Regions from separate parts of the Mus musculus genome. Here region 2 is linked to region 1. Evidence: chromatin loops called from intact Hi-C (ENCODE). Cell type or tissue: heart. All regions are shown on one strand. Each heading gives the region's core, and the rest is flanking DNA. Links, peaks and the distances in the headings are about the cores only.

What was found. Hi-C counts contacts between places; a loop is a spot of excess contacts. Peaks named below come from ENCODE experiments on the same cell type or tissue, not always from the same donor. Only the 100,000 strongest peaks of a DNase experiment are listed, where the experiment ranks them.
Region 2: it touches region 1 in a loop (18-fold over the local background); 3 of 42 quality-filtered maps call a loop at or near these places.

The regions. Positions count from the first base shown.
Region 1 is chr7:19,869,088-19,874,750 of GRCm38, forward strand. It overlaps a transcript of Ceacam16 not described here. Among named protein-coding and RNA genes, the nearest start is that of Ceacam16, 11 kb to the left of the region's middle. In heart, for the core only: a CTCF peak has its summit at 3,369 (motif pointing left); a DNase peak (open chromatin) is centred at 2,354; H3K27ac peaks cover 425 bases.
Region 2 is chr7:19,663,218-19,667,217 of GRCm38, forward strand. It overlaps Clptm1 (cleft lip and palate associated transmembrane protein 1), which reads right to left and starts at 1,813. Exons shown (of 14, transcript NM_019649.2): 1 at 1,717-1,813. The coding sequence starts at 1,788. In heart, for the core only: CTCF peaks have their summits at 1,707 (motif pointing left), 2,479 (motif pointing right) and 3,718 (motif pointing right); DNase peaks (open chromatin) are centred at 914 and 1,814; H3K4me3 peaks cover 3,007 bases; H3K27ac peaks cover 2,798 bases.

The DNA.
Region 1 (5,663 bases), core at 898-4,897:
TCACAGCCAATCATAGTCCCCATCCCCTCATCTCCACCTGATGGCAGAAGGTTCTGGGTGGGATTTGGAATCAACTCCATGGCTACCCAAGCCCAAGATGCTGACAATGTTGATCAATAGTAGCATTGGTCCTAGACCTACCATAGCCTCCTGGGTGCACTCAGCCATTTCAGTACAACTCAGCATACCAAAGGCTGTCACATGGGTACAGCTGCCCTGTCACACTGCCGCTGTAGGAACCACAGCAAGAAAAAACCTGCACATGTTCATCAGAGACACAGGACTTCGTGTGTGTGTGTGTGTGTGTGTGTGTGTGTGTCTGTCTGTCTGTCTGTCTGCCCGTCTGTCTACAAGTCCTTGTGAAGCTAGAGGTGGATGATATCTGTCAGGTATCTTCCACGACTGATCAACACATCATTATTACTACTGTTATTATTAACCTTTATTTTTATTGTGTGTGTATTATATTTAGCTTCCACATGCATGTAGTGCTTGAAATAGCCTGGAGAGGATGTCTGACCCCCAGAACTGGAGTTGCAGGTGGTTGTGAGTCACCACGTGGGTGCTGTCTCTCCTGTCCCACACAACACAACGGTTGTTAATTTTTCATGTAGGCAGTAGGAGTTGAACTCGGGACCCCCTGCAGACTAGGTAAATGCCGTGCTATAGCTCCATGTCTAGCGATCACCTTTCCCTTTTATTTTCTTTCTTTTTTACAATTTTTACTTTTTTTTTTGAGACAGGGTCTCACTATGCACTCCCCCCCCCCCCCCGCTGGTCTGGAACGCTCTACGTAGATCAGGCTGGCCCCAAACTCACAGAGATCAACCTGTCTCTGTCTCTAAAGGGCTAGGGTCAAAGCTGTGCACCCAACCTGCTTTCTTGCTTGCTTTCTTTCTTGCCTGCCTGCCTCCCTCCCTCCCTCCCTCCCTCCCTCCCTCCCTCCCTCCCTCCCTCCCTCCCTCCCTCCCTCCCTCCCTCCCTCCCTCCCTCCCTCCCTCCTTTCTTTCTTTCTTTCTTTCTTTCTTTCTTTCTTTCTTTCTTTCTTTCTTTCTTTCTTTCTTTCTTTCTTTCGAGCCAGGGTCTTTCACTGAGCCTAGAGCACACCATTTCTGTGCTCTGCCTGGCTGGTGAGCGTAGACACCCCTCCTTCACCACCACCACGTCCACCCCAGTGCTAGGGTTTGGGCACGAGTTGTCACACTTGGCTTTTGACCTTGATGCCAGGCATCTGAACCCAGGCCCTCATTCCTCAAAAAGCAGGCACTTTCTCCACTGTATGTTGTGTGGGTCGGTGCATATGTGTGTTTCCGACCCCCTCCCTGGCCCCTAAGAAAACAAGGGATGTCCACATCTCCACCTGTTCCCTGAGGCAGGGTTTCTTGCTGAACCCAGAGCTAGGCCGGCTGCCAGCCAGTTCCAGTGATCCTCCTGTCTCTGCCCTTCTGCGCTGGGGTTATAGACAGAGGGCCAAGCCAGCTTTTAAGGTGGCGTGAAGATGCAGGTTCATCTCCAGTCCCTCATGCGTATATTGGGCATAGTTGGTAGAACCCATGATTTGGGGCCTGGGAAGTGTGTATGGAGGACTCACTTCAAACAGGGAAGGCCGACTTTGGAGGTAGAGAACCACCTAGAATCCTCCAGTGTGATGATTAATGTCTCAACTTCACACACCCTGAAAAATCACCCGGGAAGTGAGTCTCTGAGTGACTGTTGAGGGCAGCAGCATGGCCTCTGGAGTGTCTGTGGGGGATTGTCTGACTGTGTTAATGGATGTGGGAGGACTCACCTCAAAGTGAGAGGTGCCATTCCCTGGTCTGAGGCCCTGGATTGTATAAGAGCAAAGAAAGCCAACCATGGCGGCCCAATTGGCCTGTGACCCCAGCACCTGGAAGGGAGGCAGGGGCAGGAGGATCTCTGTGAGTCTGAGGCCAGACTGATATTCAGAATGAGTTCCAAGACAGACAGCCAGGCAGACAGGCAGACAGACAGACAGACAGACAGATAGCAGAAAGTCTCTGAATACTAACTCTGCACTGGTTTCTCTCTTCCCGACTGGTGTGCTGTGGACGGCTGCTTTCAGTTCTGGCCTTCACTTCCTGGCCCAGGGCTACCTCCATCTCAGCTCATCACCAACCACAGGGGCAGGATGAGGTCACCCCTGTGACCCTACAGAGGCCTGCACACCGTCCCTGGTGCCCTTGGGAGTTCATGGAAGTCTGCTGTTTTGGGAGAGGCGTCTACACTTCTGATCACCAGTCTATGCGGGATGATCCTGTGACCCTGTAAGCGGGCACAGGACCTTTCGCCCACAGAGGTGGCTTCCGAACAGAAGGTTTCCCCCCTGAATCATTTTGACTCTGGGCTCAGAGCCCAGCCTACTTCCTTCCCCAGGCCCACTTCCTCTTTTGTCAAACAAGGAGCCACTATCTTTTAAAAGCTGACTGTATCCTGGGAGTGGCAGGGGCCGGTGACAGGGACCCCTGCTGCTGCCCAGTTCCAGTCAAGGACACCCAGCTCAGGCTGCGTTGCCTGGAATCCCGTCCTCCTTGACACCTGCTTTGGTTACACTTTGGGTCCTTCTCTTTTGTATTTGTTTGCATTCTTCCAGAGAGAGGGAGAGGAGAGCCCCAGGTTGAGTTTTGGGGTACAGAAGGCAGTTCAGTTCTGTGGATCCCAAAGTGGGGATAAGGGGTACAGAATACTAAAGGGGGACCAGAAGTCCCCACTGGGATCACAGGTGTGTACCACCATACTGCTGCTATTTTTTTTGGGGGGGGGGAGGTTGTTTGCTTGTTTGTTTCGGTTTTTGAGACAGGGTCTCTCTATGTAGTCTTGGCTGGCGTGGAACTCACTATGTAGATCAGATTGGCTTTGACCTCATAGAGACCCACCTGCTCCTGCTCCCCCCTTGCCCCTCCAGTGCTGGGATTAAAGGGGTGCACCTCACACCCAGCCTGAAAAGTTTGTCTTTAAAGGCACTGGGTGCAATGGCCTGTTCCAGACAGGGAGGGGAAGGGTTGATTTTTGGAGTGAACAAAGCTCCTTGGGCTGCTTTGCGTGGGGAGAAAGACAGGCCATGGAGAGGCTGAGGTGGAGGGGAGGGGAGCTGCCTGGTCTAAGCTGGGCTGTGGGGACTGGGAAAGCTAAGTTCAGGGGCTGATAGCATTTGTTCTTGCTGCAGGCAGAGGCTGATCAAGGTTGGGTATTTTGACAGGAGGCAGTAGAGTGGGCTGTGAATACTCACAAGGTGGGGAAAGTGGGGTGGGAGATGGGGGTTGGGGTGGGCATCAGGTTGTGGCCGAGTTTGTGCTAGGCGGGCTATGTGTTAGCCTTTGCTGCCTCCTGCTGGTTCAGCATGCACACCTACTTAATGAACTGTGTGGGATCTGCAGGTTCCTGGATTCAAGAATGACTGCTTTTCACACTCCTTCCGATATATATCTCCCAGCCAAACCAAAAAACCCACTTACTTATTATTGTGTGTATGTCGTATGTAGAAGTCAGTTCCCTCCTTCCAATGTGTGGGTACCAGAGAGCAAAACTCAGGCCACGAGGCTTGGCCGCAAGGCCCTTTACCCACTGAGCCATCTTGCTGGCCTGTTTTTAGTTTATGGACACAGAAGCACAAATATCTTAGTGGTCTGAACATTTATTCCATTGCTCCCCTTCCCAACAATGTCACCTCTGTGGTTTGGTCCGCACCTCTTCGATTGTCCCGTAGTCTCCTTGCGGGGAGCTCAGCCCCCCAAGGAAGAGGTCTCTGTTTTGGTTATATAGATGTCTCCTGGGACCTAAAACAGTGCTGTATCCAGCAGGTGCTCAATAAATACGTGTGGAGCTCATGAATGGATGGGTTTCTCTTCACCCTTCCTGCTTTCTAACCCTCCCTTTTCAATCTACAACCAGCCTCTGCCAAGGTTACCCTCGTCGCATCTATCGGCACTTGCGGTTTGCCCCTAGCCTCTATGCTCTGGTTCAGTGTCTGCTGGATAAATGGAGTCCATGGAAAAAATAACTTAAGCAGGGCAGGCTTGCTTAGATATTTTTGTCAGGGGAGCTGGATCAGGGTTCAATTCCCAGGATGCATACAGTACTCCAGGTCTCCCACTTCCGGTCGGAGGAGATTTGCAAGACTGCGGTCTTTATAGAACTCAGTACCATGTGACTTTATTCAGCCAATGGAAAGTGAGTGGAAGCCTTATTTCCAGCTTTTGGGGGGGAGGGGGAACGTGTGTTATAAAAATCGCTGGGTGCACACCCACGTGCCCTGCTTTTCCCTGCTACAGTGAGTAACCTTGTCAGCCTCATTTCTGAAGATGTCCACATGCAGCTGAGTTCTTCTGACCCTTGTCACACCTATCCACCTGAGACAAACTTGTAGGAGGGGAAAAAAATAAATCTTACAAGCTTTTCAAGCTGGGGACAGCACGGGGCTAATTGTTACTGCAGCAAAATCCAGCTCATCCTGACAACAACAACAACAACAACAACAACAACAACAACAACAACAACAAACAACCTTTCCTTCCCATCACCAGCGTGCTGCCTCGAGACAGCCACATCGGCTCTCCAGCCCCAGTGTCTCCAGTCACAAGGTGGCAATGTATAGACTAAGACTCTTGAAAATCTGAGGTCAGAGGTCATGGCCTACCCACAAAATATATAATATAGAATATGATATTATGTGATACAGCATATTATATACATAATATTTAATAAATTATACAGGATTTTGTCATTGATTTTGTTGATTTTTAAACTGATTTTAAAATTTTATTTATTTCAATCTTTTTGAGACAGGGTTTCTCCATCTCCCAAGTTCTGGGATTAAAAGCGTGTGCCACCAGGCCTGGCTTAGAGACTTATTTTTATGTGTATGTGTGGGGTGGGGTGGGGAGCAGGGGGGTTGTGCACATGAGTGTAGGACCTGAGGAGGCCAGAAGAGGGCGCTGGATCCTCTGAAGCTGGAGTCACAGGCAGTTGTGAACGGCCCAGTGTAGGTGCTGAGAATTGAACTCCTCTGTTTAAGCTCTTGGAGCTTAAACACCCCCCACGTCAGACCCGAGCATGTTTGTCTCAGTGTCCCCCAAGGCCCCTTGTCTGGGGAAGGGCTAAACATCCCTACCTCAGTAGCAGGGAGGAAAAGACAGCAAAACAACTCAAGAGTAAAAAAGCATTATGTTGAGGCTGGAGTGATGGCTCTGTGGTTAAGAGCACTGACTGCTCTTCGGAAGGTCCTGAATTCAAATCCCAACAGCCACATGGTGGCTCACAACCATCCGTAATGAGATCTGATGCCCTCTTCTGGGGTGCCTGAAGACAGCTACAGTGTACTTACATATAATAATAAATAAATCTTTGGGCTGGAGCAAGTGGGGCCAGAGTGAGAGGTCCTCAATTCCCAGCAACCACATGATGGCTCACAACCATCTGCACAGCTACAGTGTCCTCATATACATTAAACAAATAAATAAATAAGTAAATCTTTTTTTTTAAAAAGTATTATGTCTTTGAGGACAGCTAGAAGACAAGTCATTTCCAAGGTCTTACTCCTCCTCCTCCTCCTCCTCCTCCTCCTCCTCCTCCTCCTCCTCCTCCTCCTCCTCCTCCTCCTCCTCCTCCTCCTCCTCCTCTTCTTCTTCTTCTTCTTCTTCTTCTTC
Region 2 (4,000 bases), core at 1-4,000, 210 kb before region 1:
AATTCCAGCACTTGGGAGACAGAGGCAGGCAGAACTCTCTGAGTTCTAGACCAGCCAGGGCTACAAAAACGTGAGATGGCTACAAAGACAGTCTCAAAAAATTAATAAAAACGAAAAGGGGGGAGAGAAAAAGAAAAAGAACAAAGAAAGCCTAGTCTAGTCTAAAGAAAATAGTTCATGCCAGATCTTGATCTGCTTTAAAAAAAGAGAAAAAAGAAAAAGAAAAAAAAAATGTGTACTTTATCCTGAAGGCCAAAGTATGAGCATTAAAACTTTTCAAGCATAAGCTAGGATTAGAAGTAGACTGTCATCCCAGCACTTGGGAGGCTGAAGCAGAAGGGCCACCATCGGCCCTAGCTTCATAGGAAGACCCTGACCAAAGTCACAAAGCAAAGATTTAGAGCAGAGATGGGAACCAGAGAGGCTCCACATGTGACTGGAAGCTCAACAGTCTCTCACGCCACTGCCACCCAATAATCAACAGAAACTTACAGGAGCCAGTCCCAAGGACCAGAGGCTAGGACGTCCCTGCAGACCCCGCTGGTGTATTCACCACAGCAGGGATAAACCAGCAATTTCCTGAGCTGTGTGCACCCAAGGTCTGGTTGGAAATGCCAGAAAGACTCAGTCAGAAAAGGTGGGTTCTACCTCATCACTTGAGTGTATCTGTCCCCCTCCTTTGAGACCCTACAGCCCCTCATCCCGACTTCTGTCACTTCCCGAGTCTGTTTACGCTACCATCTCCTCTCCCACTCCCCTCACTGCAGGGACATGACTGGAGACATCTTTATAGCCATAAGGCTGGCCCTCTCGCCCAAGTCCTCCATTAACCACTGGGGAAATAAAGACCCAAAGGAAGAAAACTTGTCCAAGGTCACATCCAGTCAGCTACATGCACCCCTCCCAGTCGGTACTCCTCACCCCTGAGCTGCCTCCTACACGGCAGTGACATCCCAGTGGGTGGGTCGACAGCACCTTGCTTCCACTCCATCAATTCCAGCAGAAGCCTGCACGGTGCCTGAGTGAACTGCTATGCTCTGAGGTCTCAGTTTATTTGAGGTGGTAATGGGTTGGGAGGCAAACGCGCCTGGATCAATTATTTCTCTATTTATTTGATCAGCTTGGGCTAAAACAGCGCCCATCTCAGCCCAGACCACCCACAGTCAGCTTTTTCCTAGAACGGACACCAAAACTAACCTGGGTGACCTTCTACAAGCGCCTTCGTCTTGTCGTCCCTCGGATCCTTGTCTGTGAAATGGGTCGGTCGGCCTCCGCAGCCCATGCCCTCTACCCACCACAATTACCGTATTTGCCCTGAGCTTGAAAACTCTCAATTAACCAACCACTGCCCCCGATCTCGGGCACTGCGGAGCGGACCAGGAACACCAGCCCTCTCTAGAAACAGTGCTGGAGGCTGGAACCACACAGTCGAGGACCGAGTCTGCGCCCCTCCGCGCCACCCTCTCCTCCGCTCGAGCAAGGAGTCCGCTGGACGCCCGGCGCGAGCCTGCAGGAGACCCGGCGCGCAACAGGGCCGGGTTCCCGCCACCGTCCGGCCTCCTGGGCGGCCGGGCGCCGCCAGGGCCCAATATTCAAGGTCCCTCTGGGGCATGGAGCCCCCGGTGCACCGGGTTCCTCCAAAAAGGACAAGACACTCCCTGCAGGGGTGCCCCCCGCTGGGGAAGAGCCCCCTCAGGCACCTCTCGGCCTCCGTACCTGACCAGAGCTGCCTCCCCCGGCCGCCACCACGGCGCTGCCGGCCCCGTCCGCCTCCTGCGCCGCCGCCATCTTCCTGCTCCGGGTCCCCGCCCCCGCCGCCAGCCCCGCCCCGTCCCCGACGGCGCCAGCGCGATCGCGCGAGATTTTACGCTTAACCCGTCCCCACCAGGCTTCCGTATCAGAATGGAGCGCCTCAAGCCACGCCCTCTTGAAGGACCAACTAGGCCACCGTACTCGACGTCCGCCCCTTTCACCGCAATTTGGTTGTTTTGGTCTAGCAGGGAGTGACTTCTCCGAGTGCTTGAACTTTCTATAGCAGGAAATGCTCTTTTCATGGGTTCTACTTGTTACACTCGGCCAAGGTGGATGGTTATTTTTTTGATTGTATGGTCTTCCCAAGCAATTCCACCGCAGTTCGGATGGCCGTTTCTTCTCGGGTTTTACAAAGTCGATGGTTTCGGAGCTTTTCCGGCCACCGTAGCGATTCGCTAGAGCCACGCCCCTCTTGAAGAGAAAACCCCTCTCTGGCTGCGGATTTTCGACCTAAGGGGTGGTCATTACTTTGTTCTTTTCGCTTCTGATGCGATTTCCTTGTCTTAAGCTTTCGTCATCAACCCTCGGAGACTGTAGTTCATCCTTAGGCCGTATCTGCTTTCTTACGGACACCACACCTGGAAATGGGACCCTAGTCACTTTTTTCAAATAAAGACTCGTTTATTTGTTTTATGTACACGAGCACTGTATCTTTATGTCAGCAGAGGGCATCAGATCACCTTATAGATGGTTGTGAGCCACCGTGTGGTTGCTCGGAAGTAAACTCGGGACCTCTGGAAGAGCAGATATGCTCTTAGCCGCTGAGCCACCTTCATCCCGGACCTTAGCCGCTTTTAGGCCGCTTAGTTTAGCACTCGTCTTCCATTAGGGGTCTGTGCTTTCTTGCAAACCTCGAATCTTTAAACACAAAGACAGGATCTCATTCTGTAGCCCAGGCCGGCCTCAACTCCTGATCCTCCTGCCTCAGCCTCCAGAATACTGGGATTAAAACATAACATACATGAGAGTAATAATCCTATTTTCTCCTTTTGTTTGTTCGTTTTGATGGGTAAAGGGAAAGGTCTTGAAATGAAGCCCTGGCTGTGGCAAGCATAGAACTTGCGGCATCTTCTAGCCTCATCCTCAGGAGTGCTAGGAGTGCTATCGGGGATTACAGGTTATGTCTCAGCACATTAAACAAGTGAGAGACCAATTCCTTTGGGTTCAGACTCCATCTCAGAGAATCTGACTTAAGATTGAACTCAAGTAAACTAACAGGCCGGTACCTAGCACTAGTTCTAGGCTACACCGCAACAAGAGCTTGAATAAAAAGATCCTAATGCAATTGCTTTGGATTTGGCTCCTTGGTGGTCTTTTTGGGGTTCACGAACGTTTGTTTCATGGCACAGCACAAGAACACCATGATTTTACATTAGATACAAAATCTCTCAAATTGTTAGCTACAAAGTTAGTGAATTATATCAGTTACAAAAAGTTCTCAAATTTTATAGTAACTAAAAAGTCAAAGATTGTTAGACCACAATCAAGGACTGGGAGTGTTGGTGCTCGACTTTAGTCTCAGCACTGAGAAGGCAGAAGCCAGTGAATCTCTAACTTCACCTGTTTCAATAAGCAATTATAAGATACCCAACAGGAAGACTGAGAACTGAACACTGATCCTCTGGAAACAAGCCCCCTTAATTGGTGAGAGTGTCTATATCCCTACTAAAACACTCTTTAAAAAAAAATAGCCGGGTGTGCTGGCTCACACCTTTAATCCCAGCACTTGAGAGGCAGAGGCAGGCAGATTTCTGAGTTCGAGGCCAGCCTGGTCTACAAAGTGAGTTCCAGGACAGCCAGGGCTATACAGAGAAACCCTGACTCAAAAAAAAAAAAAAATTCATTATTTTATGTCTTCATGTATGGATGTGCACCATATATGTGCCTAGTGTCCTTGAAAGCCAGAAGAGGGCGCCAGGTCCCTGGAGCTGGAGTTACAGACTATTGTGAGTGGCCATGTAGTCCTGGAAATGGAACTCGGGTGCTCCAGAACAGCTAAGCCATCTCAGCTCCAACTAAAAATCTCCTTAACATAAGGGCCTGGAAAGATGTCTCAGCAGTTAAAAGCACTGGCTACTCTTTCAGAAGACACAGGTCCCTGACACCCTCACACATGCAGGCAAAACACCAATGCTCATAAAATAAGGATAAATAAGTTAGCAGGGTGGTGGTGCACACCTTTAATCCC